Linked DNA regions of Homo sapiens: region 2 is linked to region 1. Evidence: chromatin loops called from intact Hi-C (ENCODE). Cell type or tissue: psoas muscle. All regions are shown on one strand. Links, peaks and the distances in the headings refer to the core of each region. The heading gives the core; the rest is flanking DNA. Region 1 overlaps LOC105376299 (a long non-coding RNA gene). Region 2 overlaps FAM78A (family with sequence similarity 78 member A).

The links. Peaks named below come from ENCODE experiments on the same cell type or tissue, not always from the same donor. Only the 100,000 strongest peaks of a DNase experiment are listed, where the experiment ranks them.
Region 2: it touches region 1 in a loop (2.5-fold over the local background); 16 of 110 quality-filtered maps call a loop at or near these places.

What each region holds. Positions count from the first base shown.
Region 1 is chr9:131,328,642-131,344,068 of GRCh38, forward strand. All of the region lies in intron 1 of LOC105376299 (a long non-coding RNA gene), which reads left to right. Among named protein-coding and RNA genes, the nearest start is that of PLPP7, 47 kb to the left of the region's middle. RefSeq lists an enhancer at 1,486-2,440. In psoas muscle, for the core only: a CTCF peak has its summit at 7,786 (motif pointing left); DNase peaks (open chromatin) are centred at 5,610, 6,230 and 7,760; H3K27ac peaks cover 2,689 bases.
Region 2 is chr9:131,248,764-131,264,190 of GRCh38, forward strand. FAM78A (family with sequence similarity 78 member A) reads right to left here. Exons shown (of 2, transcript NM_033387.4): 2 at 9,315-12,587. The coding sequence ends at 12,059. Among named protein-coding and RNA genes, the nearest start is that of FAM78A, 20 kb to the right of the region's middle. RefSeq lists a silencer at 3,851-4,167 and enhancers at 3,874-3,923, 5,119-5,620, 7,177-7,326, 7,707-7,886, 13,940-13,989. In psoas muscle, for the core only: no CTCF peak of the experiment used is centred there; DNase peaks (open chromatin) are centred at 3,988, 5,528, 7,658, 9,538 and 3 weaker places; H3K4me3 peaks cover 1,057 bases; H3K27ac peaks cover 6,273 bases.

The DNA.
Region 1 (15,427 bases), core at 3,414-11,413:
GGCATGCACCACCACACCCAGCTAATTTTTGCAATTTTTGTAGAGACGGCATTTTGCCATGTTGCCCAGGCTGGTCTCAAACTCGTCAGCTCAAGCAGTTCACCTGCCTCAGCCTCCCAAAGTGCTGGGATTACAGGCGTGAGCCACAGTACCCAGCCAGTTTTTTGGTTTTTGTTTTGAGACAGGGTCTCGCTCTGTCACCCAGGCTGGAGTGCAGTGGCACAATCTCAGCTCACTGCAGCCTCGACTTCTGGGGCTCAGGTGATTCTCCCACCTCAGCCTCTTGAGTAGCTGGGATCACAGACGCACGCCACCATGCCCACCACGCCTGTGGCGGTGTTGCTGTGGGAACCTGGCCTCTGACCTCCCAGCCCACTGATACCTGCCAGGCCAGACCAGTTTCCTCCTCTCAGGACCTTTGGTTGGCCACTGCCCTGGGCCCAGATCCCACCTCTGTGCCCAGCACCTGACCACCCACGCTTTCTTCTTCAGCCACTGTGGAGCGGCTCACATTTCTTGATTTATCTCCTGTTTGAATTGGGGAGGGGGCCGTTTCCATGAACTCTCCTTTCCGTAAGACCAACAATGCTTCAAAAAATATGCTCATCCCGGGTCAGGTGGAGGGAGCAGGTGTGTCCCTCAGGGCTCCCACAGTCATGACTCAAAAGCTGAGGCCCCTGAAGCACTGAAATCTGAGCCACTCATGTGCAACTCAAAGCCGGTGCCCCTCCGCTGTTTCCCAGGCTTCTCACTGTTGGGTGACTCTGCTGTGACACCTTAGGGGCTGGTGATGTGTCGGGAGCTGTTTCCCCCCAAGCTGAGGGGCGTGGCTGGCTTTGTTTCTAGAGTCCTCCCGGTCCCCCTCAAAAGCCTCCCTGCACCAGCCTTGCTCCCAGACCCTCAGAAGTATGTGGTGCTGTGGCCTCTGCGTGCCTCGCTGGGCTGAGCCGGCACCACCTTCCCCGTCTGCTGCTTCTGGTTTACCAACGGCTGGAAAGACAAGGCTCCAGGCTCGAGGGTTTGTGCAAAGGGAAGTGGAGTCTACACAGGGTCTGGCAAGCTCCTCTGTGATCAGGGGGACCTTGGAGGGCATGGCACAGGCTGCTCTTTGCATCTTGCCTTGGCCATGAGTGGTTCATGAATCCATTTGAAGGCATGAAAATGTGGCACCAAGAATGCACATGTTGAGGTCAAACAGCCTGGGATCCAACCCTGTTCTTCTGCTTAGGCTGGTGTGACCCTAGACAAGTGATTTCATTCATCTAAGCCTCGGTTTCTTCATCTGTACCATGGGAATAACAACTGTATCTTGTTCTCAGAGTGCTGATGAGGATTGAGTGTGCTTATCCATGTAAAGAGACTGGCTATGCCTGCTGTTTATTCATTTACTTATTTATTGAGATAGGGTCTCACTGTGTCACCCAGGCTGGAGTGCAATGATGCAATCTCGGCTCACTGCAACCTCCATCTCCTGAGCTCAAGTGATCCTCCAACCTCAGCCTCCAGAGTAGCTGGGACCACAGACATGCGCCACCGTGCCTGGCTAATTTTTTGTATTTTTGGTAGAGATGGGGTTTTCAGGGAAGGTCTCGAACTCCTGAGCTCAAGCAATCCGCCCACCTCGGCCTCCCAAAGTGCTGGGATTACAGGCATGAGGCACCATGCCTGGCCACCTGCTGTTTAATTAGTGCTAAGTGTGTGTATGTGTGAGTGTGACTGTGTGTGTGTGTGCGTGTGCGTGTATGTGGCCCACAGAGAGAGTTTCAGCAGTACCCACCAGGGCCAGCTCTATACTAAGCCCTTGACACACACTGCCACATGAAGAAAGAGCTTCCAATATCTATCATTAAGGATGAGAAAATTGAGACTCAGCAAAGCTTACTGACTTTTCCAACATCCAACCCAGCCACCTGATTTGTGTCTCCAAATCCTCAACCACCCACTATCAAGCCTGACTCATCAAGTATTGCACGAGGGAAATGGATTTTCTACAAAATAAGAAAACCCAGGCTGAGTAGTGGCTCACACCTGTAATCTCAGCACTTTGGGAGGCCGAGGCGGGTGGATCACGAGGTCAGGAGATCGAGACCATCCTGGCCAACATGGTGAAACCCTGTCTCTACTAAAAATACAAAAATTAGCCAAGCATGGTGGTGCGCGCCTGTAGTCCCAGCTACTCGGAAGGCTGAGGCAGGAGAATCGCTTGAACCCGGGAGGCGGAGGTTGCAGTGAGCCGAGATCACACCACTTCACTCCAGCCTGGTGACGAGCGAGATTCCATCTCAAAAAAAAAAAAGAAAGCCTGAGCCTTCAGGCCTGCATTCTGGCTCGTTTATTCTTTCACCAGCTGGAGTCCTCCCCCGTGGCAGGTGCTGGCTGAGCCTGGGGAGAGCAGGCCACACGGGGGAAGGTGCTTTGAGACCCTCCCCAGAAGAATCCTCCAGCCTCTGGCTAAACCCCCAGCCACCTTCACCAGCCACATCCAGGCTCCTGGGAGCAAACACGAGCTCTCTTGGCTTCCTAAGAACCAGTTGTCCCTGTCCCCACCTACCCTCACCCCAGCAGTGCAGGGAGGGGGTCCCCTCCTGAGAAGGGTCACATTCTAGGCCTGAGGGCGGCCAAGCCAGCCCAGTGGTGTTTTCTCAAGCTGCCTGAAGAAACAAGTCCAGCATCTGGCCTTCCTGCTGTGATAATCCTCTTCCTGCCCCTGCGCCCCCTCCCCACTTGGCCGGAAAGCGGCAGGCTTTCTCTTCCCCTCCTTACAAGGGAGGCCTGGCTGGAATGTGTCCCTTGATAACGGGGCTCGTGAGGGGCTTGGCATAGAATGGGCTGCCTGCTGTGGGCTCTCAGACACATGTGGGGCTGACTGATAAGGGCCCTGCTGGCCTTCTGCGCTGAGGCCCCATTTGACAAGCTGTGGGCAGGATTTGAAGAGGGGTCAGTGTTCACAGAGTACCCTGGAATCCATCAAATGTGCAGGGAGCGGGCTGGGCACAGTGGCTCATGCCTGTAATCTCAGCACTTTGGGAGGCTGAGGTGGGTGGATCACCTGAGGTCAGGAGTTCAAGACCAGCCTGGCCAACATAGTGAAACCCCATCTCTACTAAAAATACAAAAAGTAGCTAGGTGTGGTGGTGCACGCCTGTAGTCCCAGCTACTTGGGAGGCTGAGGCAGGAGAATTGCTTGAACCCGGGAGGCAGAGGTTGCAGTGAGGTGAGATCGCACCATTGCACTCCAGCCTGGCGACAGAGCGAGACTCCATCTCAAAAAAAAAATTGTGCAGGGAGCACAGCCTTGGGCGGACCCTGTGTGTGCATGGGGGTGGGAGTGAGGGGAGGGAGACCCAGTCACTGTCCCCAGGGGCTCACAGTGTAAGGGCCCCTGGGGTCAAGGACATGAAAAGAGGAATTTGCTAGGTACAAAGTTGGTTTTTTTTGTTTTGTTTTGTTTTGTTTTGTTTTGTTTTTCAGACAGGATCTCACTCTGTCACCCAGGCAGGAGTGCAGTGACACAATCATGGCTCACTACAGCCTCTACTTCCTGGGCTCAAGCGATCCTCCTGCCTCAGCCTCCAGGGTAGCTGGAACTATAGGCATGCACCACCATGCCTGACTAATTTATTAATTTTTTATAGAGACAGGGGGGTCTCACCTACCCAGGCTGGTCTCAAACTCCTGGGCTTAAGTGATCCTCCCACCTCAGCCTCCCAAAGTACTGGGATTACAGGCATAAGCCAGTGCGCCCAGCCTGAAGTTATTTTATTCACCCATTAATTGTGTCGACAAATCTACAGATGTCACACTGAATGAATGAGTCTAGAATGAAGGTTAAGAATCAGGGCTCAGATATCAGCCAGGCCCAGATTCGAGGCATAGCTCCATTACTTAGTGGCTTTGACTTACCGTGTAAGACTCCATTTCCTCATCTGTAAAATGAGGAGAACCGGCCAGCCGGGCGCAGTGACTCACGCCTGTAATCCCAGCACTCTGGGAGGCCGAGGTGGGCGGATCACCTGAGGTCAGGAGTTTGAGACCAGCCTGGCCAACATGGTAAAACCCCATCTCTACTAAAAATACAAAAATTAGCCGGGCGTGGTGGCAGCCTCCTGTAGTGTCAGCTACTTGGGAGGCTGAGGCAGGAGAAGCGCTTGAACCCGGGAGGCGGAGGTTGCAGTGAGCCCACTGAACTCCAGCCTGGGCAACAAGAGTGAAACTCCATCTAAAAAAAAAAAGAGGAGAACCAAGTACCTACCTCAAAGGCACCTCATGAGGGTTTGGGGAGATGGCACACATATTGCACGCAAAATGGGCTTGGGGACTGGTAAGCCCTCAGTAAATGTTTTGTTTTTGTTTTTTTTAGATAGTGTCTTTCTCTGTCACCCAAGCTGGAGTGTGGTGGTGTGATCTCAGCTCACTGCAACTTCCACCTGCTGGGTTCAAGTGATTCTCCTGCCTTAGCCTCCCAAGTAGCTGAGATTACAGGCCCCCACCAGCATGCCCAACTTATTTTTGTATTTTTAGTAGAGACAGGGTTTCACCATGTTGGACTGGCTGGTCTCGAACTCCTGACCTCAAGTGATTCACCTACCTCGGCCTTCCAAAGTCCTGGGATTATAGGCACAAGCCACCACACCCGGCATGTAAATGTGGTTTTTTTTGTTTTGTTTTTGTTTTTGTTTTTGTTTTTGAGAGAGTCTCACTCTGTCGCCCAGGCTGGAGTGCAGTGGTGCAGTCTCGGCTCACTGTAACCTCTGCCTCCCAGGTTTAAGCGATTCTCCTGCCTCAGCCTCCCAACTAGTGCACTCCAGCTTGGGTGACAGAGAAAGACACTAGCTGGGATTACAGGCATGTGCCACCACGCCCAGCTGATTTTTTGTATTTTTAGTAGAGATGGGGTTTCACTGTGTTAACCAGGATGATCTCAATCTCCTGACCTCGTGATCTGTCCGCCTCGGCCTCCCAAAGTGCCGGGATTACAGGCGTGAGCCACCACACCTAGCCCTGTAAACGGTTTTTAAACCATGACACTGGCTCCCAGTGCTTTGGGAGGCCAACGAGGAAGGATCCCTTGAGCCCAGGAGTTCAAGACAAGACTAGGCAACAGAGCAAGACCCTGTCTCAAAAACAAAAACAAAAACAAAAAAACACAAAAACCATGACTGCTGGAATCCCAAGGGCCCGGAGATGAAGAAGTGCTCTCCCCTCCACCTGCCTCTGCAGGGCTGTGTGGGTTGGGAGTAGCCATGAGGGCAGTGTCTGAGGACACAGGGCAGCTTCCTGGAACCTGGGCTGGGAAGAGGGTGCAAGGGGCAGAGCTGGGAGCAGGGGAGCCTCTCTCCTGGGGCCCCGGGCTTTTGTGCATGTGCCTCATTCCATCCTCTGCAGACCAGCCCCCTCTGCTATCATGGCTGCCCCTCATGGATCCCTCACCCCAAGTCCAGTTTCTCTTCCAGTTAGACAGAGCCCACCCCATGTGACCAGAGTCTCCCAGACCCGATTCCAAATGGCCAGGAGAGCTCAAACCCAGGCCCAGCTTGTGTCCAGCCCTGGCCGAGCCCACTCAGCTGAGGCTGCTGGCGGGGGCCTGTGGGTGCAGGCAGTGAGCTCTGTAAGAGAGGGGCTGCGCCACCCCTTGCTGTAGGACCCCAGCCTCCAGGCCAGGGCCCCTGTGTAGCAGGTCCTCAAAAAAGCATTTTCTAGGCCAGGTGCGGTGGTTCATGCCTGTAATTTCAGCACTTGGGAGGCTGAGGCAGGAGGATCACCTGACGACAGGAGTTTGAGAACAGCCTGGCCAACATAGTGAAACCCCGTCTTTACTAAAAATACAAAAATTAGCCGGGCGTGGTGGTGGGCGCCTGTAATTCCAGCTGAGGCAGAAGAATGGCTTGCACTCTGGAGACAGAGGTCACAGTGAGCTGAGATCACGCCCCTGCACTCCAGCCTGGGCAACAGAGCGAGATTCCGTCTCAAAAAAAAAAAAAAAAAAAAAAAAAAGCATTTTCCAGGACAGCTCTTGCTTCTTAGCCCTTCGCATACATCAAACCGTTTAGGAACACTGTCTAATTACAGCCGGGGCAGGACAGTTCTTGTCTCCATTTCACAGTCCGGGGAAGTGCTTTACCCCAGGCCACGTGGCAACTCAGGCCTGCAAGGCCCCAGCCAGGGGTGGGCAGGGCCGGTGGGAGGGAGAGGGTGCCTGGGGAGTTAAGAATATCCCTGCAGTGCTCAGCCTCTGGGTCTTGTGATGCCGAAACTCAAGCGCCCCCTGACTCAGCAGGATATTAATAAGCCTGGCCGGTTCCCAGGGGGCCGGCTCTGCCAGGGGCTGGAACAGAAGGACTCCCAGCCCTGCGGCCCGGATCCCCCTCCCCATGGCAACACAGCCCCACCCCTACTCCTTCTCCAGGTGCCCCCTAGCAGCCCCACAGCCCAGAGTCTCCCAGAACAAATTAATGTGGGGGAGCCCCCCAACCCACTGCTGAGCATATTGGGCAAATCTCACCGAGCTGAAGGGACCCTTCCTAGAAGGGATCCAGGAGGAAAGACAGAGCCAAGCAGCCTGGGAGAGGGAAGGGGTTTGAGCAGCCAACAGTGTGGGTTTGGGATGGGAGCTGAGTTGCAGCCCTGGTTCTCCCATTTCTAAGGTGCTCACTTGGGACAAATCCCTTATCAACACTAAGCCTTGGTTCCTTCCTTCCTTCCTTCTTTTCTTTTCTTTTCTTTTCTCCTTCTTCCCTCCCTCCCTCCCTCTCTCTCTCTCTCTCTCTTTCTTTTTGAAACAAGGTGTCATTCTGTCACCCAGGCTGGAACACAGTGGCACAATCATAGCTCACTGCAGCCTTGACCTCCTGGGCTCAAGCAATCCTCCCACATCAGCCTCCTGAGTAGCTGCGACTATAGGCCTGTGCCACCACACCCAGCTAACATTTGTATTTGTTTTTGTAGACACGGGGGTCTCACCATGTTGCCGAGGCTGGCCTCAACTCCTGTGCTGAAGCCATCCTCTGGCCTCAGCCTCCCAAAGTGCTGGGACTACAGGCATGAGCCACACACTGCTCGGCCTGAGCCTTGGTTTCTTTTTTCTTTTCTTTCCTTTCTTTTTTTTTTTTTTTTTTTTTTTGAGACAGACTCTCGCTCTGTCGCCCAGGCTGGAGTGCAGTGGGTGGCACGATTTCGGCTCACTGCAAGCTCCGCCTCCCGGATTCACGCCATTCTCCTGCCTCAGCCTCCCGAGTAGCTGGGACTACAGGCATCCACCACCACACCCGGCTAATTTTTTGTATTTGTTAGTAGAGATGGGGTTTCACTGTGTTAGCCAGGATGGTCTCGATCTCCTGACCTCGTGATCTGCCTGCCTCGGCCTCCCAGAGTGCTGGGATTACAGGCGTGAGCCACCCGTGCCTGGCCTTTTTTTTTTTTTTTTTTTTTTTGAGACAGAGTCTTACTCTGTCGCCCAGGCTGGAGTATAGTGGCTCGATCTTGGCTCACTGCAACATCCGCCTCCCAGGTTCAAGTGATTCTTATGCCTCAGCCTTCCAAGTAGAGATGGGGTTTCTCTCTATTTTTAGTAGAGACGGGGTTTCACCATGTTGGCCAGGCTGGTCCTCGATTTCTTAATGTGTAAAGTGGGGATGGTAATGGTACTTCATTTCTGGTTTTGCTATAAGGACCCAGTGAGGCAGCTGTCCTGAAGGGCGAGCCTTGGGAGCCCTGGCTGTCCAGGCTGGTCTCAATGGACCCGGCTGTCAGGGCCACTCTCGGCTGAGTTTCTGTCCTACAGCGCCCTCTAGTGGGAAAAGGTGGTCATTGCAGGGGCATCCAACTCAGGTGGCCAGGGAGCTTTCCTATCCCAAGTTGGAGTCCAAAATGTGCCCTTTCTGATCAAGTTAAATTCATGGCCCTTATTACATATGCACCAGCATGGTACGGCGAAGGAGGACAAAGAGAATGAGACCCATTCCCTTCCCTTTGGAGGCTCAAAGGGCAGCACTGCCTGGTTTGGGCATCAATGTGACAGTCAAGTCTGGGTCCTGGTCCTGCCCTCTCAGTGGCCTGCACAAGCCACACCCTCCCTGAGCTCCAGAGTCCTCCTCTGTAAACAGGATCACAAAACTTTCCGGTGGTAAGAGCTACGGAGAGGAACTAGGAAGAGCCAGCAGGAGGCTTGTGTTTGAGATGCGATGGCCAGGGAGCCCACCTTTGAGGAAATACCCGAAGCAGTGAGGGAGAGATCTTTGCAGAGACCTGGGAGGCCAGCGAAGGCCTGTGCCAGTTCAAGGAAGAGCGAGAGGTCAGTGGGGTCAGCGCGGAGCGATGGGGGCCGGAGGAGATGAGGGGAGAGGGGCTGTGTGTCACGATCAGTGCAGTAGGATGCGTAATGAAGGGCCCTGGCCCAGGTGGCCATGGAGGCCTCCCAGAGCAAGGAGTGTCCAAGCTGCGGGTGGCAGAGAGGGGTGGGAGAGCTCGGAAGACCTGATCCCAGTGCGGCCCCAACACTAACATCCTCTGTGGTCCAAGATCAGCCCACATCCCCTGAGCTCAGTTTCCTCATCTGCAACATGAGGGAGCTGGCCTAGCTACAGCCCCTCTTTCTCTAATCTGACACCTGCCGCTGGGGCCAGGGCTCCAGCCTGACTGCGTAATGCACAGGGACCCCCAGCTAGCTCAGGGTAGGCGGCGTTCGTGAAAGGTCCTCACACCCTCCAGTCCAGGCTTTTGCAACCCCTGGGCCTCAGCTGGATGTGTGAGTGGAGTAGGGGCAGCATCAGATCTTTTGACCTGAGGAAGGCCAGCAGCAAATGCCCCAGGATCTGAGAGCTTGCTGTGCTCGCTGCTACCAAGTTGTCTTTGCTTACAGGCTGTTAAGGGGTGAATTGTGCGTCCCCAAAAAAATATGCTGATGTTCTAACCTCCAGTCCCTCAGAATGTGACCTCATGTGGTCTTTACCGAGGTAACCGGGTTAAGATGCGGTCATCGGGGGGTGAGACCCTAATCCAATATGACCGGTGTCCTTATAAAAAGGGGAAATGTGGCCCGGTGCAGTGGCTCACGCCTGTAATCCCAACACTTTAGGAGGCTGAAGTGGGAGGAGCCCAGGAGTTTGAGATCAGCCTGAGCAACATAGGAAGACTCTGTCTCAATAACAACATAAAACTAGCCGGGTGTGGTGGCACCACATGCCATGGTCCCAGACACTCCGAAGGCTGAGGCAGGAGGATCACTTCAGCCCAGAAGTTTGAGGCTGCAGTGAGCTAGGATCACACCACTGCACTCCAGCCTGGGCCACAGAGTAAGACTCCATCTCAAAAATATGAAATTAAAATCAAAAGGAGGGGGGCAGGCGTATTGGCTCATGCCTGTAATCCCAGCACTTTGGGAGGCCAAGGCAAGTGGATCACTTGAGGTCAGGAGTTCGAGACCAGCCTGGCCAACATGGTGAAATCTCGTCTCTACTAAAAATATAAAAATTCGCCAGGCATGGTGGTGCATGCCTATAATCCCAGCTACTTGGGAAGCTGAGGCAGAAGAATCACTTGAACCTGGGAGGCAGAGGTTGCAGTGAGCCAAGATCATGCCCCTGCACTCTAGCTTGGGCAACAGAGCAAGACTCTGTCTCAAAATAAATAAATAAATAAAAAATAGAAAGGAGAAATGGCCACACAGAGAAGACATGCAGAAGGAAAGAGGGAAAGCAACATTAACACGCAGAGAGAAGGCCGGGCGCAGTGGCTCACGCCTGTAATCCCAGCACTTTGGGAGGCTGAGATGGGTGGATCACCTGAGCCCAGGAGTTCGAGCCCAGCCTGGACAACATGGTGAAACTCCATCTCTACTAAATACAAAAATTAGCCAGGCATGGTGGTGAATGCCTGTAATCCCAGCTACTTGGGAGGCTGAGGCAGGAGAATTGCTTGAACCTGGGAGGCGGAGGTTACAGTGAGCTGTGATTGCACAACTGCACTCCAGCCTGGGTGACAGAGCTCTGTCTCAAAAAAAAAAAAAAAGACACAGGGAGAAGACAGGCTGTGAAGAGGGAGGACAGGAGTGACTCCGCCACACTCCAAGGAACACTGGAGGCTGCTGGAGGCTGGAGAGAGGCCTGGGCAGAAGGATTCCCAGCACCTTCAGACGCAGCGTGGCCGAGGCTGCAGAGAGGCCTGGGAGGGAGGATTCCCAGCACCTTCAGACACAGCGTGGCCCTTTCCACCCCCTCACTTTGGACCTCAAGCCTCCAGAAATTTGGGGCAGAACATTTCTGTGTTCTAAGCCACCAGTTTGTGACATTTTGTTACCGTAGCCCTGAGAAACTACGCCACAGCTCTTCCAGTGTGCCAAAGACAGGAAGGCTACCCCCAAATTCATAAGTTCATGTTGATATTTCTTTCTTTTTTTAACACTTTATTTATTTATTTATTTTTATTTTATTTTTTAAATTATACTTTAAGTTCTAGGGTACACGTGCACAACATGCAGGTTTGTTACATGTGTATGCATGTGGCATGTTGGTTTGCTGCACCCATTAACTCATCATTTACATTAGGTATTTCTCCTAATGCTATCTCTCCCCCCTCCCCCCACCCCACAACAGGCCCCAGTGTGTGATGTTTCCCATCCTGCGTCCAAGTGTTCTCATTGTTCACTTCCCACCTGTGAGTGAGAACATGCAGTGTTTGGTTTTCTGTCCTTGCGATAGTTTGCTCAGAATGATGGTTTCCAGCTTCATCCATGTCCCTGCAAAGGACATGAACTCATCCTTTTTATGGCTGCATAGTATTCCATGATGTATACATGCCACATTTTCTTAATCCAGTCTATCACTGATGGACATTTGGGTTGGTTCCAAGTCTTGGCTATTGTGAATAGTGCCGCAATAAACATACGTGTGTATGTGTCTTTATATTAGCATGATTTATAATCCTTTGGGTGTATACCCAGTAATGGGATCGCTGGGTCAAATGGTATTTCTAGTTCTAGATCCTAGAGGAATCACCACACTGTCTTCCACAATGGTTGAACTAGTTTACACTCCCACCAACAGTGTAAAAGTGTTCCTATTTCTCCACATCCTCTCCAGCACCTGTTGTTTCCTGACTTTTTAATGATCACCATTCTAACTGGTGTGAGATGGTATCTCACTGTGGTTTTGATTTGCATTTCTCTGATGGCCAGTGATGATGAGCATCTTTTCATGTGTCTGTTGGCTGCATAAATGTCTTCTTTTGAGAAGTGGTTGTTCATATCCTTTGCCCACTTTTTGATGCGGTTGTTTGATTTTTTTTCTTGTAAATTTGTTTCTTTGTAGATTCTGGATATTAGCCCTTTGTCTGATGGGTAGATTGCAAAAATTTTCTCCCATTCTGTAGGTTCACTCTGATAGTAATTTCTTTTGCTGTGCAGAAGCTGTTTAGTTTAATTAGATCCCATTTGTCTATTTTGGCTTTTGTTGCCATTGCTTTTGGTGTTTTAGTCATGAAGTCCTTGCCCATGCCTATGTCCTGAATGGTATTGCCTAGGTTTTCTTCTAGGGTTTTTATGGTTTTAGGTCTAACATTTAAGTCTTTAATCCTTCTTGAATTAATTTTTGTATAAGGCATAAGGAAGGGATCCAGTTTCAGCTTTCTACATATGGCTAGACAGTTTTCCCAGCACCATTTATTAAATAGGGAATCCTTTCCCCATTTCTTGTTTTTGTCAGGTTTGTCAAAGATCAGATGGTTGTAGATGTGTGGTATTATTTCTGAGGGCTCTGTTCTGTTCCATTGGTCTATATCTCTGTTTTGGTACCAGTATCATGCTGTTTTGGTTACTGTAGCCTTGTAGTATGGTTCAAAGTCAGGTAGCATGATACCTTCAGCTTTGTTCTTTTTGCTTAGGATTGACTTGGCGATGCGGGCTCTTTTCTGGTTCCATATGAACTTTAAAGTAGTTGTTTCCAATTCTGTGAAGAAAGTCATTGGTAGCTTGACAGGGATGGCATTAAATCTATAAATTACCTTGGGCAGTATGGCCGTTTTCACCATATTGATTCTTCCTATCCATGAGCATGGAATGTTCTTCCATTTGTTTGTGTCCTCTTTTATTTCGTTGAGCAGTGGTTTGTAGTTCTCCTTGAAGAGGTCCTTCATATCCCTTATAAATTGGATTCCTAGGTATTTTATTCTCTTTGAAGCAATTGTGAATGGGAGTTCACTCATGATTTGGCTCTTGTTTGTCTGTTATTAGTGTACCGGAATGCTTGTGATTTTTGCACATTGATTTTGTATCCTGAGACTTTGCTGAAGTTGCTTATCAGCTTAAGGAGATTTTGGGCTGAGATGATGGGGTTTTCTAAATATACAATCAAGTCATCTGCAAAGAGGGAAAATTTGACTTCCTCTTTTCCTAACTGAATACCCTTTATTTCTTTCTCCTGCCTGATTGTCCTGGCCAGAACTTCCAACACTATGTTGAATAGGAGTGGTGAGAGAGGGCATCCCTGTCTTGTGCCAGTTTTCAAAGGGAATGCTTCCAGTTTTTGCCCATTCAGTATGATATTGGCTGTGGATTTGTCATAAATAGCTCTTATTATTTTTAGATACATCCCATCAATACCTAGTTTATTGAGAGTTTTTAGCATGAAAGGCTGTTGAATTTGTTGAAGGACTTTTCTGCATCTATTGAGATAATCATGTGGTTTTTGTCTTTGGTTCTGTTTATGTGATGGGTTACGTTTATTGATTTGTGTATGTTGAACCTGCCTTGCATCCTGGGGTGAAGCCAACTTGATCGTGGTGGATAAGCTTTTTGATGTGCTGCTGGATTTGGTTTGGCATATTTTATTGAGGATTTTCGCATCGATGTTCATCAGGGATATTGGTCTAAAATTCTCTTTTTTTGTTGTTTCTCTGCCAGGCTTTGGTATCAGGAGATGCTGGCCTCCTAAAATTAGTTAGGGAGGATTCCCTCTTTTTCTATTGATTGGAATAGTTTCAGAAGGAATGGTGCCAGCTCCTCTTTGTACCTCTGGTAGAATTTGGCTATGAATCCATCTGGTCCTGGACTTTTTTTGGTTGGTAGGCTATTAACCATTGCGTCAATTTCAGAGCCCGTTATTGGTCTATTCAGGGATTCAACTTCTCCTGGTTTAATCTTGGGAGGGTGTATGTGTCCAGGAATTTATCCATTTCTTCTAGATTTTCTAATTTATTTGCATAGAGGTGTTTTTAGCATTCTCTGATGGTAGTTTGTATTTCTGTGAGATCGGTGGTGATATCCCCTTTATCATTTTTTATTGTGTCTATTTGATTCTTCTCTCTTTTCTTCTTTTCTTTTCTTTTTTTTTTTTTTTTTTTTTTGAGACGGAGTCTCACACTGTCGCCCAGGCTGGAGTGCAGTGGTGCAATCTCAGCTCACTGCAAGCTCCGCCTCACGGGTTCACGCCGTTCTCCTGCCTCAGCCTCCTGAGTAGCTGGGACTACAGGCGTCCACCACCACGCCTGGCTAATTTTTTTTTTTTTTTGTATTTTTAGTAGAGACGGGGTTTCACTGTGTTAGCCAGGATAGTCTCGATCTCCTGACCTCGTGATCCGCCCGCCTCGGCCTCCCAAAGTGCTGGGATTACAGGCGTGAGCCACCGTGCCCGGCCTCTTTTCTTCTTTATTAGTCTTGCTAACGGTCTATCTATTTTGTTGATCTTTTCAAAAAACCAGCTCCTAGATTCATTTATTTTTTGAAGGGTTTTTATGTCTCTATCTCCTTCAGTTCTGCTCTGATCTTAGTTATTTCTTGCCTTCTGCTAGCTTTTGAATTTGTTTGCTCTTGCTTCTCTAGTTCTTTTAATTGTGATGTTAGGGTGTCAATTTTAGATTTTTCCTGCTTTCTCTTGTGGGCATTTAGTGCTATAAATTTCCCTCTATACACTGCTTTAAATGTGTCCCAGAGATTCTGGTACATTGTGTCTTTGTTCTCATTGGTTTCAAAGAACATCTTTATTTCTGCCTTCATTTCATTATTTACCCAGTAGTCATTCAGGAGCAGATTGTTCAGTTTCCATGTAGTTGTGCAGTTTTGAGTGAGTTTCTTAATCCTGAGTTCTAATTTGATTGCACGTGGTCTGAGAGACAGTTTGTTACGATTTCTGTTCTTTTACATTTGCTGAGGAGTGCTTTACTTCCAACTATGTGGTCAATTTTGGAATAAGTGCAATGTGGTGCTGAGAAGAATGTATATTCTGTTGATTTGGGGTGGAGAGTTCTGTAGATGTCTATTAGGTCCACTTGGTGCAGAGCTGAGTTCAGTTCCTGGATATCTTTGTTAACCTTCTGTCTTGTTGATCTGTCTAATGCTGACGGTGGGGTGTTAAAGTCTCCCATTATTATTGTGTGGGAATCTAAGTCTCTTTGTAGGTCTCTAAGGACTTGCTTTATGAATCTGGGTGCTCCTGTATTGGGTGCATATATATTTAGGATAGTTAGCTCTTCTTGTTGAATTGATCCCTTTACCATTATGTAATGGCCTTCTGTGTCTCTTTTGATTTCTGTTGGTTTAAAGTCTGTTTTATCAGAGACTAGGATTGCAACCCCTGCTTTTTTTGTTTTCCATTTGCTTGGTAGATCTTCCTCCATCCCTTTATTTTGAGCTTATGTGTGTCTTTGCATATGAGATGGGTCTCCTGAATACAGCACACTGATCGGTCTTGACTCTTTATCCAATTTGCCAGTCTGTGTCTTTTAATTGGGGCATTTAGCCCATTTACATTTAAGGTTAATATTGCTATGTGTGAATGTGATCCTGTCATTATGATGTTAGCTGGTTATTTTACCCGTTAGTTGATGTAGTTTCTTCCTAGCATTGAGGGTCTTTGCAATTTGGCATGTTTTTGCAGTGGCCGGTACCGGTTGTTCCTTTCCATGTTTAGTGCTTTCTTCAGGAGCTCTTGTAAGGCAGGCCTGGTGGTAACAAAATCTTTCAGCCTTTGCTTGTCTGTAAAGGATTTTATTTCTCCTTCACTTATGAAGCTTAGTTTGGCTGAATATGAAATTCTGGGTTGAAAATTCTTTTCTTTAAGAATGTTGAATATTGGCCCCCACTCTCTTCTGGCTTGTAGAGTTTCTGCTGAGAGATCTGCTGTTAGTCTGATGGGCTTCCCTTTGTGGGTAACCCAACCTTTCTCTCTGGCTGCCCTTAATATTTTTTCCTTCAGTTCAACCTTGGTGAATCTGACAGTTATGTGTCTTGGGGTTGTTCCTCTTGAGGAGTATCTTTGTGGTGTTCTCTGTATTTCCTGAATTTGAATGTTGGCCTGCCTTGCTAGATTGGGGAAGTTCTCCTGGATAATATCCTGAAGAGTGTTTTCCAGCTTGGTTCCATTCTCCCCGTCACTCTCAGGTACACCAATCAAAGGTAGATTTGGGCTTTTCACCTGGTCCCATATTTCTTGGAGGCTTT
Region 2 (15,427 bases), core at 3,197-11,196, 80 kb before region 1:
TCACTTGAGGTCAGGAGCTCAAGACCAGCCTGGCCAACATGGTGAAACCCTGTCTCTGCTAAAAATACAAAAAATAGCTAGGCATGATGGTGCACTCCTGTAGTCCCAGCTACTCAGGAGGCTGAAATAGGAGAATCACTTGAACCTAGGAAGTGAAGGTTGCAGTGAGCCGAGTTCGTGCCATTGCACTCCAGCCTGGGAGACGGATGGAGACTCCATCTCAAAAAAAAAAAAATAATAATAATAATATATATAATTTATATATATAAATTATTAAAATAGTACATGTACTTCCAAAATATATACAACTATTATTTTAAAAGACATATTAGAAAGCTACATTATTCAAGACCATGTGGTCCTGGTGTTAAGATTTAAAGAAACATAGGTTAATTGTACAGAATAGAACATCCAGATATAGATCCACACGTATCTGGTCACTTGATTTTCGACAAAGGTGGAAGGTAACACAGTGAGAAAGGACAGGCTTTGCAACAAAAGCTGCCGGGACGATTAGGTCTCCATGTGCCAAAATGAGAACTTTGACTCCTGCCCTGCACATATAAAACTGACTCAAAATTGGACCATAGACATCAATATAAAATCAACTATTGAAGAAAACACAGGAGAAAATCTTCATAATCTTGGATTAAACAAAGATTTCTTAGACCAAAAGCATAATCCATAAAAGAAAGTATTAATAGCTGGGTGCAGTGGCTCTTACCTATAATCCCAGCACTTTGGGAGGCCGAAGTGGGAGGACTGCCTGAACTTAGGTGTTTGAGACCGGCCTGGCCAACATGGCGAAACCCCATCTCTACAAAAAATACAAAAATTAGGCTGGGCATGGTGGCTCACGCCTGTAATCCCAGTGCTTTGGGAGGCCGAGGCGTGTGGATCATGAGGTCAGGAGTTCAAGGCCAGCCTGGCCAACATGGTGAAACCCCGTCTCTACTAAAAATACAAAAAGTTACCCAGGCGTGGTGGCAGGTGCCTGTAATCTAAGCTACTCAGGAGAGGCAGGAGAATTGCTTAAACCTGGGAGACGGAGGTTGTAGTGAGCAACCTGGGCAACAGAGTGAGACTTTGTCTTAAAAAAAAAAAAAATAGCAGGTTTGGTAGCTTGTGCCTATAGTCCCAGCTACTCCAGAGGCTGAGGCAGGAGGATGGCTTAAGCTTGGAAAGTTGAGGCTACAGTGAGCTACGATCATACCACTTCACTCCAGCCAGGACAACACAGCAAGACCCTATCTCTTAAAAACTAAAAAATTGTTCACTTTACATATTATATGTTAATTATACCTAAAAAAAGCTGTTTTTTTAAAAAAAGAGTTTGAGCAACATCACCTCCCCTGCTCCTACTCTTAAGACTTAAGAGAAATTCAAGGCTAGGCACGGTGGCTCATGCCTGTTATCCCAGCACTTTGTGAGGCCGAGGAGGGTGGATCACCTGAGGTCAGGATTTCGAGACCAGCCTGGCTAACATGGTGAAACCCTGTCTCTACTAAAAATACAAAAATTAGCCAGGTGTGGTGGCAGGCACCTGTAATCTCAGCTACTCAGGAAGCTGAGTCAGGAGAATCACTTGAACCTGGGAGGCAGAGGTTGCAGTGAGCTGAGAGGCGCCACTGAACTCCACTCTACTCTAGCCTGGGCAACAGAGTGAGACTCCCTCTCAAAAAAAAAAAAAAAAAAAAAAAGGGCAAACTCTTTTTTTTTTTTGTTTTGAGATGGAGTCTCGCTCTGTCGCCCAGGCTGGAGTGCAGTGGCACGATCTCGGCTCACTGCAAGCTCTGCCTCCCGGGTTCACGCCATTCTCCTGCCTCAGCCTCCTGAGTAGCTGGGACTACAGGCGCCCGCCACCATGCCCGGCTAATTTTTTTGTATTTTTAGTAGAGACGGGGTTTCACCGTGTTAGCCAGGATGGTCTCGATCTCCTGACCTCGTGATCCGCCCGCCTCGGCCTCCCAAAGTGCTGGCATTACAGGCGTGAGCCACCACGCCCGGCCAAAAGGGCAAACTCTTAGAGTGGAGTGCTGGCTGCCAGGGGCTGGAAAGAGAGGAGAAGGGGGAACTGTCCTTTAATGTGTGTAGTTTCAGATTTGTAGGATGAAAAAGTTCTGCAGCTCCGGGAAGGTGACTGCCTGCCAAGGAGGCAGGCGGCCAGCCACAGTTCTGACTCCAGGAGCCACATGTACCTATGCCTTTTTTTTGGGACAGAGTCTCGCTGTTTTTGCCTGGGCTGGAGTGCAATGGCGAAATCTCGGCTCACTGCAACCTCCGCCTCCCGGGTTCCAGCAATTCTCCTACTTCAGCCTCCTGAGTAGCTGAGATTACAGGAGCCTGCCACCACCCTGGCTAATTTTTGTATTTTTAGTAGAGATGGGGTTTCACCATGTTGGCCAGGCTGGTCTCGAACTCCTCACTTCAGGTGATCCACCCGCCGCGGCCTTTCAAAGTGCTGGGATTATAGGCGTGAGCCACCGCACCCGGCCGCACCTATGCTTTTGATGATGAGTCCAATGACAGTGATTGCGGTTAACACGGATCAAACCTTAGGCACTGGCTGCCCACCTCGGTCAGGCTGCAACCAGGAAGGAGGCAGCCCACCCTCCAAGGGACACGTGGTCCACATGAGCAGCTCGGCCAGGGGCCTTTCTTCCACCCACCTCATCTATCTGCCTCATTTATACCAAGTGGGCCCGGGACAGATGCCGGCCACGGCGCTGCACAGCCTCAAAGCATGTCCAGCAAGATGGCCTGTGGGGTGGGGGACCTCACCCCTTGTATTGTTTTGTCCTCTCAAAGTCTCAGCTAAAATTGGGGCAGCAAATAAAAGCTTTTTGGGCGGTGGGGGGTGGGGCAGGGATCGGGTCTCGCTGTGTGACCCAGGCTGGAGTGCAGTGGTGCAATCACAGCTCACTGCAGCCTTGAACTCCTGGGCTCAAGCAATCCTCCTGACTCAGCCTCCGGAGGAGCTGGGATTACAGGCATGCCCCATCACGCTGGGCTAATTTTTTCTATTTTTTGTAGAGATCAGGGTCTTACTATGTTGCCCAGGCTGGTCTCCACTCCTGGGCTCAAGTAATCCTCCTGCCTTGGCCTCCCAAAGTGGTGGGATTACAGGCATGAGCCGTGGCGCCCAGTCAAGAAAACCATTTTATCATCCTGTTACAACAAGGTCAATAATAGGTGTTAGCTATTGGCGGTTCTGTGCTGAGGGCCTTGCCTGATGACCCCCCGGAACCCTCCTCCCTGTGAGGAAAGCGTAACCCTGTCTTGCAGATGAGGAAACCGAGGCTCAGTGGTGCCGCCGAATCACTCGGATTTGCTAAGCGCTTACTCTGGGCTGGGCACTTGTCCAGAAGCTCAGGACCATCGGCTTCACGTGCCTCCGCAATCTCGTGAGGTGAGGAACCACCTCCGTCCCCACTCCATGTCCTAGGAAACCGAGACCTGAGAGGAGGGGGACTTGCTCAAGGTCACAGCCGTAGAGGCACCGCCCGCCCAGGAGGGCTCACATGACCCTCTCCGGCCTCCAGGCCCAGCTGCAAGAGGAAGCACCGTCCTGGGGAGCCCGGAGACCCAGGCCCCCCTCACAGGCGAGGGGCTGGCACGCGGCCTCTGGAGGAACTTCTGGCCTTCACCGTCTCCGCCTGGTCACTCGTCAATGGCCGGCTGCCTTCTGGAAAGCTGCTGCTGCGCGACAGTGACCCTGGGTGGAGTGAGGCATCCACGGGTGCTCGCTCCCAGAGATGGAGGCCGGAGCCCTGAGCAGAGGCGCCGGCTGTGCCCCGGTCCTCTGTGGCCCCCAGGGCTGCAGAGCTGGGCAGGTCGATTCCCTTGTCACTCCTAAAAGAACATTTGAAGCCCCCAGCAGGCTGGTGTGGGCACCCCAGTTCCTCAGCTACTCTGGGCTCTCCTTCCCCAGAGGCTGTGGGACCTGCCTTCCGGCCTCCGTCACATGACCGCACAGCGAGGAGGCGCTTCTGTGAACCAGGAGGTGGCCCTCACCACGCAGAAACTGTGGGCGCCTTCATCTTGGACTTCCAGCCTCCAGAACTGTGAAGGATTGGTTTCTGTGGTTGACGAGGCATCCGGTCTATGGTTACTTTATTCTAGAGCCCAACTGGGCCAAGGTGATTGTACGTATCTGTGAATATACTAAAACCATAGAACCGTACACTTTCTATTTGCTTTTATTTTGTGAGACAGGGACTCACTGTCGCCCAGCTGGAGTGCGGTGGCACGATCAGGGCTCGCTGCAGCCTCGACCTCCCACCTCATTCTCCTGAGTAGCTGGGATGACGAGAATGTGCCACCGCGCCCAGCTAATTTTTGTTGTTGTTGTTAGCTTTTTGAGATGGAGTCTCACTCTGTCACCCAGGCTGGAGTGCAGTGGCACAATCTCGGCTCACTGCAACCTCTGCCTCCCGGGTTCAAGCAATTCTCTGACTCAGCCTCCCGAGTAGCTGGGGTTACAGGCGCCCGCCATCACACTCAGCTAATTTTTGTATTTTTAGTAGAGACAGGGTTTCTCCCTCTTGGCCAAGCTGGTCTTGAACTCCTGACCTTGTGATCCACCTGCCTCAGCCTCCCAGAGTGCTGGGATTACAGGCATGAGCCACTGAGTCTGGCCTATGCCTGGCTAATTTTTAAGTTTTTTTGTAGAGATGGGGTCTCACTATGTTGCCCAGGCTGGTCTCAAACTCCTGAGCCCAAGATCCTCCCACTTCGGTCTCCCAGAGTGCTGGGATTACAGGCAGGAGCCACTGCACCGGCCAGAACCGTACACTTTTTTTTTTTTTTTTAAATGGAGTCTTTGTCACCCAGGCTGGAGTGCAGTGGTGCAATCTCACTGTAACCTCTACCTCTCAGGTTCAAGTGATTCACCTGCCTCAGCCTCCTGAGTAACTGGGATTACAGGCGTGTGCCACCATGCCCTGCTAATTTTTGTATTTTTTTCAGTAGAGACAGGAGTTCGCCATGTTGACCAGGCTGGTCTTGAACTCCTGACTTCAGGTGATCTGCCCGCCTTGGCCTCCCAAAGTGCTGGGATTACAGGCAGGAGCCACCACACCCAGCCAGAACCGTACTTTAAATAGGTGAGTTGTGTGGTATGTGAACTGTATCCCAATAAAGCTGAGGTAAAGCATTTTAATACGTTTGTGTGACTGTCTGACCAGCATTCAGTCTGCATTTGTCATGGATGCTGAGAATCCCACATCACTAAGCCAGGCCCCTGTGGTCTAGATGTTGCAGAAGAATTGAGCCGTATTTAGAGAGAAGAGTCCCTGGTCTCTGAGCTAAGCCCTGGTGCTCAGTGTGATTATTCTGGGGGCTCCATTTGCATGTTTAACACGGAGCACAACTGCTATGCCTTTGCTGGGCCCCGGACCGGGGAGGACAGGGTAAGTGTGCGTGTCTCTGGCCTGACGATTAGGAAACTCAGGCATGTGAGGTTGAGCGACAAGCCTGGCCTCACTCAGCAAGGCAAGTGGCAGCCAGGAATAGTGCAGGGCTCCCAGCTGTGTCTGGCCCGCCGTAAACACCCACCCTTCTTCTGTCTGATTGAAAAGGGAACATGAAATAAGAACCAGGGCTCAGGCTGATACAGGAACTAATCCTGCCTCTGCATTCCAAGTCGTGCCGTCTGGGCCTGAAGGGAGCTGGGCTGGCCTTCGCCAGTTCCCATGTTGATTTCGGGTTCACCTCCCTGCACACAGGCACAGAGATGGAGTTCATTCACTCCGACGTGTTCGCTTGCATTTAGTAGTTTCCATCGGCCGGGCGCAGTGGCTCAAGCCTGTAATCCCAGCACTTTGGGAGGCCGAGGCGGGCAGATCACTGAGGTCAGGAGTTCGAGACCAGCCTGGCCAACGTGGTGAAACCCCATCTCTACTAAAAATATAAAAATTAGCCGGGCGTGGCGTGGAGCGCCTGTAATCCCAGCTAGTCAGGAGGCTGAGGCAGAATTGCTTGAACCCGGGAGGCAGAAGTTGCAGTGAGCTGAGATTGCACCATTCCACTCCAGCCTAGGGGACAAGAGTGAAACTCCGTCTCAAAAAAAAAAAGTTTCCATCGTCCAGGGTCAACAGGGCTGCTAAGGACTCGGACTCAGCGTCATGCCGAGGAACCTTAGCAACAGGACAGCTGAGGGCAGTCTGGTAGAACTGGGGTACCAGAAGGCTGGGGTGTCATAGAAGGAGCTGAGACAAAGCACGGGGTCAAAGGCCGGGTGTTTGAAACCAGCCTAGCTCTGCATCTTCCCAGAAAAGTGACCTTTGGCAAGCCCCTTGGTCCCTTCTGTGGGGCAGCGTCCTCACTGATTGAAGGGGAAGAGCATACTTGAAGGGTCAGCAGTGGCAGGAAGGGGCCTGGACAGCACCGGAGTGGCTGGTTGTGCCCTGTGATCCTGATGGGCAATTTTTGGACTGTCACACAGTAAAATATTTGCTTTCATCCTATGCCCAGACCCCAACCAGGTGGGAAGCCATTTCTGTGGGGGCGCCCAAGCAGGATAGAGGATGACCAAGAGAACCACCAAGCCAGAGGCGACAGAAGATCACCTGGGCTGTTAGAAACCTCCGAGGGCCTGCAAGCGCCACAGGCCATCACACTTTTTTTTTTTTTTTTTTAGATGGAGCCTCACTCTGTCACCCAGGCTCTGGAGTGTAGTGGTACAGTCTCGGCTCACTCCAACGTCTGCCTCCTGGGTTCAAGCGATTCTCCTGCCTCAGCCTCCTGAGTAGTTAGGATTATAGGCACCCGCCACCATGCCTGGCTAATTTTTGTATTTTTAGTAGAGACAGGGTTTCACCATGTCGGTCAGGCTGGTCTTGAACTCCTGACCTCGTGATCCACCCACCTTGGCCTCCCAAAGTTCTGGGATTACAGGCGTGAGCCACCGCACCCCGCCAGGCCATCAGCTTTTTTGTTTCCTGATGAAACTGTCTTCTTTTGGGCTCCAAGAGGGGCTTTCCTGTTTGGCCTCATGGCCCAGACTACAGCAAGTCTCTGTCCCATTTAAAACAGCCCCAGAGCAGAAGAGGCTCTCCTGAGAAGTGACTTTGAAAGTGGGAGGTGGAGATGTTATGGGGTCGCTGTGCAGCTGCTTCTCCCAGACCCTGGATGTCTCAGGCAGGTGAGCCTGGCCTGGCCCAGACAGCCGGCTCTCCCAGGCCCAGATCCTGGAGAGGAACCCGTGACAGCTGGGCAGAATCTACTGTCTGTGCCTCTTCTCCCAGTCTGGACTTCTAAATTTCACCTGCTGTCAGCTGGAGAGGCTGGAGGGCTTCCACTCTGTGACTAAATGCCACTTGGAATCCACTTTACTCACAACTCCCTCCTTGTACATTTCCCTCTCGAAACTGTTACCCACAGATTCAGCTGCGTCTCCCCATCTCCCGTCTCACTGCGCCTCTGCATGAAGGCTTTGCTCTCCTGAGCTTCTGAAACCCTGCTATCAGGTTAGGCCTGCATCCCATTCTCTGTACACACACACACACACACACACACACACACACACACACACACACACACACACACACACACACACCATAGTCTCTCATGGGCAGAGCTCAGGAGCCGACTCCACACCGAGAAGCCAAACCACGACAGTGAACTGCACCACCCAGGAGCCATCTGCGTGGAGCTCGGCCAGCAATGCCTGTTATGCAATTTCCTGCTTTGGTGTCTCAGCCCCAGGAGGCAGGATGTGAGCGCCGTTGGTTTGCTGCAACGTGGAGAACCCACAGAAGACCCGAATTCTGATGCCCAGAGTGCATGGGGCCTCCCTGTCCCCGTGGGGGTGCAGAGAAGCCACTGCCCACCCTGGATGATGAGCCTGTGTGCGGTGGGTGCAGCAGCCGGCCCCTGCTCAAAGGGAATCAGATGGGCTCATTGTGGGCCAGAAAGAACTGACTGCCCCGAGACTTCCGGGGTGGGGAGGGGGGTGCACTTCCTGCCCGGGGCACCCAGGATGGGGGAGCAGAGGCCTGGGACCTTCTCAGTAACAGTCACCAATGTTATTGGACACTGCACATGGCCCCACCGTCTCAGGCTCAAGACTGAGAGTGCGCTATGGCGAGAGGTGGCTCTGTGGCCAGAGTTCGAATCCTGGCTCCGCCTTCCCCTAGCTATGTGGTCTCAGGCAGCTCCTTGGCGTCCACTCTCCCCGTTCCTTCGTCTGTGAAATGGGGGTGGCAGTTAACACCTCCCTTGTGGGGTTGTCATGAGGATTCAATGAGTTCGCACCCAGAAAGAACAGGGAGTTTCCACTGAATCCGCCAGGAGGCAGCTCCTCTGAAAATCTCCATTTTCTTTTTCCTTTTTTTTTTTTTTTTTTTTTTTTTTTGAGACAGGGTCTCACTCTGTCACCCAGGCTGGAGTGCAGTGGCGCAATCTCGGCTCACTACAGCCTCTGCCTCCCGGGTTCCAGTGATTCTCCTGCCTCAGCCTCCTGAGTAGCTGGGACTATAGGTGCCCACCACCACACCGGGCTAATTTTTGTATTTTAGTAGAGACGGGGTTTCGCCATGTTGGCCAGGCTGGTCTCAAACTCCTGACCTCAAGTGATCCACCCACCTCAGCCTCCCAGAGCGCTGAGATTACAGGTGCGAGCTACCACACCTGGCCACATCTCCATTTTTCCATACAAAGTAAGTAGGGCTCAGAGGGGCTGAGTGTCGGGCTCAAGCTCACATAAACGGCCTTGAACCTGTGATCTACCTTCAGAGCCCACAGCCACTCCAGGACCTCCAGGGCCCCCACCCATGTTTACACAAGAAAGCTCCATTTATAAGATGGTATCCATTCAAGGCTGGGGCCCCACAGGACCCCTCAACAGCTGCTGGCTGAGGGCAGGGCATGGAGCCCCCGTCCAGACTGACACTGTCCTGCTTGTCCACAAGAAGACAGCTTTGCAGGCCCAAGTTAAGGGTCAATCTAAACCTTAATCGCCCTTGACATAGGGGTTTTACTGTTCGCCAAAAAGTCAAGCTGCCCCCAATTCCTAGCTCTACCTCCAAGCCCACCACCCTCCAGGCAGGGCACTGGCAGGGGCACTTCCAGGTGCAAGGCTGAGACCGCAGGGCTGCTCTCGCTGGAGCTGGGGCTGTGAACAGAAGCAGCTGGAAGGAGCAGGACTCAAAGGCTGGCTCCCTCCTCCCATCTCCCAGGCCCTGAGTACGGGGATCCCAGCCTCAGCCCATCCTCCTGCCCCCCAGATACGTTCACCCCCGCAGCCAGCACCGCTGAGCCACCCACCCCAAAGTGAATCTCCACTTCAGAAACATCCAGGACCTAGCCAAGCCTACTTTAAAATTACATTTTATTTCTCTTTATGAATATTTGCTTTTTGTTTTTTGTAAAAAAAAAAAGGTTCATTGTACATCTTCTTCAAGAGTCTTGTGCCTCCTGGTAAGTGCATTGGTTTGTTTCACAGTACTCTCCACGACCAAGGACGGTTCTTATTGCTGGAAGGAGTGAGTGGATGTCCACGCCAGGGCGGGGCTGGAGGACATAAGAAGAATCGGGGCCCTGGCAGGAAGCCTGGGGCCTGTGCTCCAACATGAGCAAGGAGGCTGAAGGAGCAGACCGGGGCTCAGCTGAGCGTCCGTGGCCGGACCTGCAGCCTCTCCAGGGTGTTCCTAGCCCTTCTTCGGTGAGGAAGGGCAGAAAGAAGGGGCACGGGTGAAGGTGGGTCAGGGGGCAAGGTGGGCTGGGGGCCGGGCATGCAGTGGGAGGGGTGCTGGCTCCTGCCTCGAGTGTTTGCTCTCACTCAAGAAATGCGGGTTCGGGGGTCCTTCACCCCCTAGCAGCTCAGGAAGCCCCTTTCCATTCTGGTCTCCAGCCCCACCTCCAGGAATAAACCAGCGGCCTGAGACCCGCTTCCTGAACCCCCAGGGTCCTGTCCCTGCTTTAGTGCAACAAAGACCTGAGTGGAGAAGTCTCCAGTGAATGAAAGCTGAGTCCCAGCCCTGTCCCCACCCATCCTCAGACATGCAGCTGGGACCCACTGTTCCCCTAAGGCTACTGCCTTTCGGGGTGGCACGGCCTCCATCCTCACAAGAGAACCTGCAGTTTCTGCGGGGAGGTCCTGGCCCCCATCAGGGGCCCCCTGAGCACCGTGCCAGCCGGCAGCTCCAGCCCAGTGTGTCCCAGGACAGCCTCCTGGCACGAGCTGGGCCCGGAGACCGACGGCAGTGGCTAAACGGTCATTAAGCACCCCTTGAATAAACGCAATAGCCCGTGGACAAAGGAGCAGGGCAGGGACTTTGGTTCCCACACCGTCCCACGCTGTCACGGAGACTCTTACAAGTGGCTCATCTGCAGCAGAAATGGATTATTTTTCTAAATGGACGGTTTTCTGTGCTTGATAATTATTAGGCTGAGTGTGGGTCCCGGGCGGGTAGCTGTGGGTTTGGCAAGCTGGAAGGAGCGTGGCTTCAGCGGGATGTCCCCTAATAGCCCCTGCAAGTGGCCACAAGGCCGACACTGCTCAGAACCCTGGCACAATGGGTCAGGACTAAGTAAGCCCTGGAGCTCCAGTGACCTGGGACCGAGGGAGGGCAGGTCCCAGGGATGGGCTTCCAGACGTCTGTCCTCACCTGTTGCTCTCCACTGTGCCAGCCCAGCCTCCAGAGTGGCTCTGAACCCTCTCGACGATAAGCCCACCCAGCCCTCCCAGCCCTTGGCCTGGATTCACTTATTTGAGGACAGGAAGCAGGGGCTCGGCCGACTGCCTCCCAAGACTTCCCTAGAGCTTGGGTGCCTTCCACCTCCATCACTGTGGCACCCAGAGCCTGACTGCACCGTCCCGCTGCCCTGAGGGCCTGGGAGGGGCGCCCCTGAGAACGAGCCCTGTCTTGGCCCTTTTACAGTACACCAGGGGCCAGCCAGCCACAGGGGCCGGGGCCCACCCGATTCAAGTCTTAAAATGCCCTGCAAGAAGGGACGTGAATGCCTTCCTTACCTTTGAGACTAACATTGAGGCTGTGTGTCGGCGGTCCAGGTGGCCGGCCCCCAGGCATTTGGGACCAGTGTGGATGGAGAAGGAAAAAGCCACACACCTGGAGGAAGGGCCAGGGACTCAACTGGGGGTGGGTCCTGAGGACTGAGAGGGTGAAAATTCCCTGGGCTCACAGGAGCCTGCCTCTCTCCTCCTAGAGCCGCCCAAGGGAAGTTAAGGCTGCTGGGAAGAGAGGGGAGAAGAGGCCAGGCGACTGGTGGAGCCACCCCCCGCCAGAGCTCACAGCCCCTCTCCGCAGGTGCAGGGATACGACCTGGGGGTGGAGGGAGAGAAGGGGCTGTTCAGGCAGAATCTACCTGTGGTTTTATTTCTGCCAAAAAGAAAGAGTGAGCAGCTGGTTTCGGGTCTAAATGCCCATCCTCACCCTTCTCCCAAGACAACCGGGAAGAAGGGCTCAAGAGACTCTCGCGGGCGACCCCAACCCTCCCTCCACCTCTGGCAGAAGAGGAAAAGTCCGGTAGAAAAGAGATCCTGCTTTCTTTCTCCGATTGGTTTTCTTCCTTTCAATTCAGCTTAAGGCAAAAGTTTGGCAAAGCAAGTCTACATAAGGCCGCATGACAGAGGGCGGAGGGACCTGGGGGGAAGGCCGGCCAGCGCCACAAATCGGCAGCAGTGTGGATCTGTCTCTTTGATCGGGGGCTGGAGCTTCCCTCCTAATCAGCTCCCCCTCCTCCTGCCCCTGAGCCCCCAAAAGAGGAGTTTTTTTAAAAAACGGAAAAAGCAGTGTTTCAGGGAATCTGTTACAAGTGAGCGACTGAAACTGAGAAAAAGGAGAGGCAAGGAGACCAGAGGTCACCCTGAGGGCGCACGTGGGGTCTGTCTGTCCTGCTTAGATCTCCCCTCTCCCTGAAAGGAAGCAGGTGCCGAGAGCCGGGGAGGCCTTCCCGGGGGCATCAGCACAGTGAGATCCGCCCGCTGGAGAGGGTAGAATGGTTGTATCTTGCTGAATGACTGAAGAGTGAGTCTGAGTTTTGTTTTCAGCGGTATTATTATTTGTGAGTCTAACCTAGCGGGTGGTCCTGGCTGTCACCGGTGCTTGGGCGGGATCACCACCAGCGGCTGCCCGTACTTGGGCCGCCACATGAGGACCTGGGCATCGTTGGCATTGGGCTTGACCAGGGCGCTGGGCGGGATGGGCTCATTCTTGCTCAGGATTTTGGGCTGGTCCTGGGCGATGGGCTCCCGCAGCCGGGCGCGCTGGCCCAGGGGCCGGTTGGGGTTCACCTCGATGCTGAGCTGCATGCGCCAGTGCAGCGTCTGCAGGATGATCATGTCGTTGGTGGAGGTGTTGGTGGCCACCAGCCAGGTGGTGAAGCTCTGGTCCCGGTAGATATTGGTGAGCTTGGCCACGTTGCTCTCGCTGACGGGCACGGCCCATGTGACGCTGGGGTAAAAGTTGTCATTCATGCTGATGATGAACTTGGAGTCCCTCTTGGTGGGGCCCACGATGGTGCAGGTCTCTGTGGTGTTGCCGTACCAGGGGTAGTTCACCCCATCCGAGTCGCTGATGGCTTGGATCTTGCCCTCCTGGAGGTCGGGGAGCTCCCAGCTGGACCTGAGGACAAGGAAGGCCAGTTCACTCACTCGGTCACTCAAGGAGGGCTTTCTGTGTCCCCCTGGCAGGCCAGGGGCTGTCCTGGGCCCTGAGGATGGAACGGACCCAGCAGACCACCCGGTCCCCTTTGACGTTCTGGGGGCAGGGGGTCAGACAGTAGCTCGGAGTCACTGTCATCACTGCTGCTGTTACAATCATAACCCTCAGACAGAAGAAGGTGGCCGGCCTGGCCCAAGTTGCTCTAGGGACATACAGATCCCACACTCCCATGTGGCCATGGATATAGTAGCATCTGGGAGCCCACCCCAGACTGTAGGGGCCCCTTACTTTAACATTACAGGCTCACAGACAATCTTCTCCATGCAACCCCACCCGGCAGATACAGAAAGTGAAGTGGTGGGCTGGGGGTGGAGAGTGAGGCTACATTTTCCTAAGGACATTTGGCCAAGCGGTGGGGCCTGGGACCCCGGCGCATTTCCACCAAGGCACCTGTAACAGGGAAGCTCAGGACACCCTGCGCCCACTGCGCCTTCTGCTCACCTACGTGCACAGCGGGTACTCCCAGGAACAAGCTACTGTTAAAAATGCACTCCTGGCCGGGCGTGGTGGCTCACACCTGTAATCCCAGCACTTTGGGAGGCTGAGGCAGGCTGATCACTTGAGGTTAGGAGTTCAAGACCAGCCTGGCCAACATGGTGAAACCTCGTCTCTACTAAAAATACAAAAATTCACTTTGGGAGGCCAAGGGGGGCGGATCATGAGGTCAGGAGTTTGAGAACACCCTGGCCAATATGGTGAAACCCTGTCTCTACTAAAAAAAATAGAAAAAATTAGTCAGGCATGGTGACATGCGCCTGTAGTCCCAGCTACTCAGGAGGCTGAGGCAGGAGACAGAGGTTGCAGTGAGCCGAGATCACGCCATGCACTCCAGCCTGGGCGACAGAGTGAGACTCTGTCTCCAAAAAAAAAAAAAAAAAATTAGCGGGGTACGGTAGCAGATGCCTCTAATCCTGTAATCAGGAGGCTGAGGCAGAAGAATTGCTTGAACCTGGGAGGCTGGGTTTGCGGTGAGCTGAGATTGTGCCACTGCACTCCAGCATGGGTGACAGAGTGAGACTCTGTCTGCAAAAAAAAAAAAAAAGCACTCCCAACTGGACGCAGTGGCTCACACCTCTAATCCCAGCACTTTGGGAGGCCGAGGCTGGCCAACACAGTGAGACCCTACCTCTAAAAAAAAATGCATTCCTGTTCCTAGAATTAATCACAATAGCCAAAAGGCAGAAGCGATCCAAGTGTCCAACGACAGATAAATGGATAAACAAAATGTGCTACATACGTACAATGGAATGTTCTTCAGCCTTAAGAAGGAAGGATGTTCCAACACAGGCTACAACACAGATCAACCTTGAGGACGTTATGTTGAGTGAAATAAGCCAGCCACAAAAAAACACAAACTGTGTGATTCTACTTATGTGAAGTCCCTAGTGTTGTCAAATTCATAGAGACAGAAAGTAGAATGGAGGTTGCCAGGGGCTGGGAGAAAGAGGAACGGAAAGTTGATATTTCTTGGGGACGAAGTTTCAGTTTTGCAGATGAAAAGAGTTCTGGGCTGGGCGCAGTGGCTCACACCTGCAATCCCAGCACTTTGTTAGGCCGAGGCAGGTGGATCACCTGAGGTCAGGAGTTCCAGACCAGCCTGGGCAATACGGTGAAACCCTGTTCTACTAAAAGTACAAAGATTAGCCAGGCATGGTGGTGGGCACCTGTAATCACAGCTACTCAGGAGGCTGAGGCAGGAGAATCGCTTGAACCCAGGAGGCGGAGGTTGCAGTGAGCCGAAATCACACCACTGCACTCCAGCCTGGGCGATAAGAGCAAGACTCCATCTCAAAAAAAAAAAAAAAGAAAAAGAAAAGAGTTCTGAAGATAGATGGTGGTGAAGGCTGCAAAACAATTTGAACAGACCTAATGCCACTGAGCTGTACACTTATGAATGATTAAAATGGTCTATTTTGGCTGGGCACGGTAGATCACTTGAGGTCAGGAGTTCGAGACCAGGCTGGCCAACATGCTGAAATCCCGTCTCTACTAAAAATACAAAAATTAGCTGGGCGTAGTGGCAGGCACCTGTAATCCCAGCTACTCGGGAGGCTGAGGCAGGAGAATCGCTTGAACCTGGGAGGCAGAGGTTGCAGTGAGCCGAGATCATACCATTGCACTCCAGCCTGGGTGACAGAGCCAGACCCTGTCTTAAAAAAAAAAAAATTAATAATAAAATAAAATGGTCAATTTTATAAAATGTTACATAGGCTTTACCATAATTTTAAAAATGCATTCCCCTACTTATGCATCATATAATGTTAACAGTTAGCAAAATTGGGGCCGCCGCAGGAGGAATGATTAGGAACATGATTTTGCTAATTTTCCTGTTCATCTCATTGAAAAGCTCACTCATTAGAGTAACACCTGCTTAATGGGCATCTCCTGCCCAGCCCCTGAGTACCCAGACTCAGGGAACCTGCAGGCAGCTCAGACAACCTCACTGTCCGGAAGTACCCAGCAATTCCTAAGATCTAGGGGGGCCCCACAGCAGCAGGCAGGATGACAACAGGGTGAGCCTGCTCATTCATTCCCCCGCACAGATGGAGAAGCGGGTCAGGGTCTCTTTGCCCACTGGGGGCCTAGTCTCCTATTTCAGAAGGAAACGCCCACTCTGTCCTCACACAGTGCTTACACTTGCTTGGAAAAGTTTTCCGTTTTTTTGGTTTTTCAGGGCAGGAAGCAAACTTGCATAAGGAACCCCGCTTTGGCCTTGCCCCCTCTTTCGTTTGCAAAGAGCT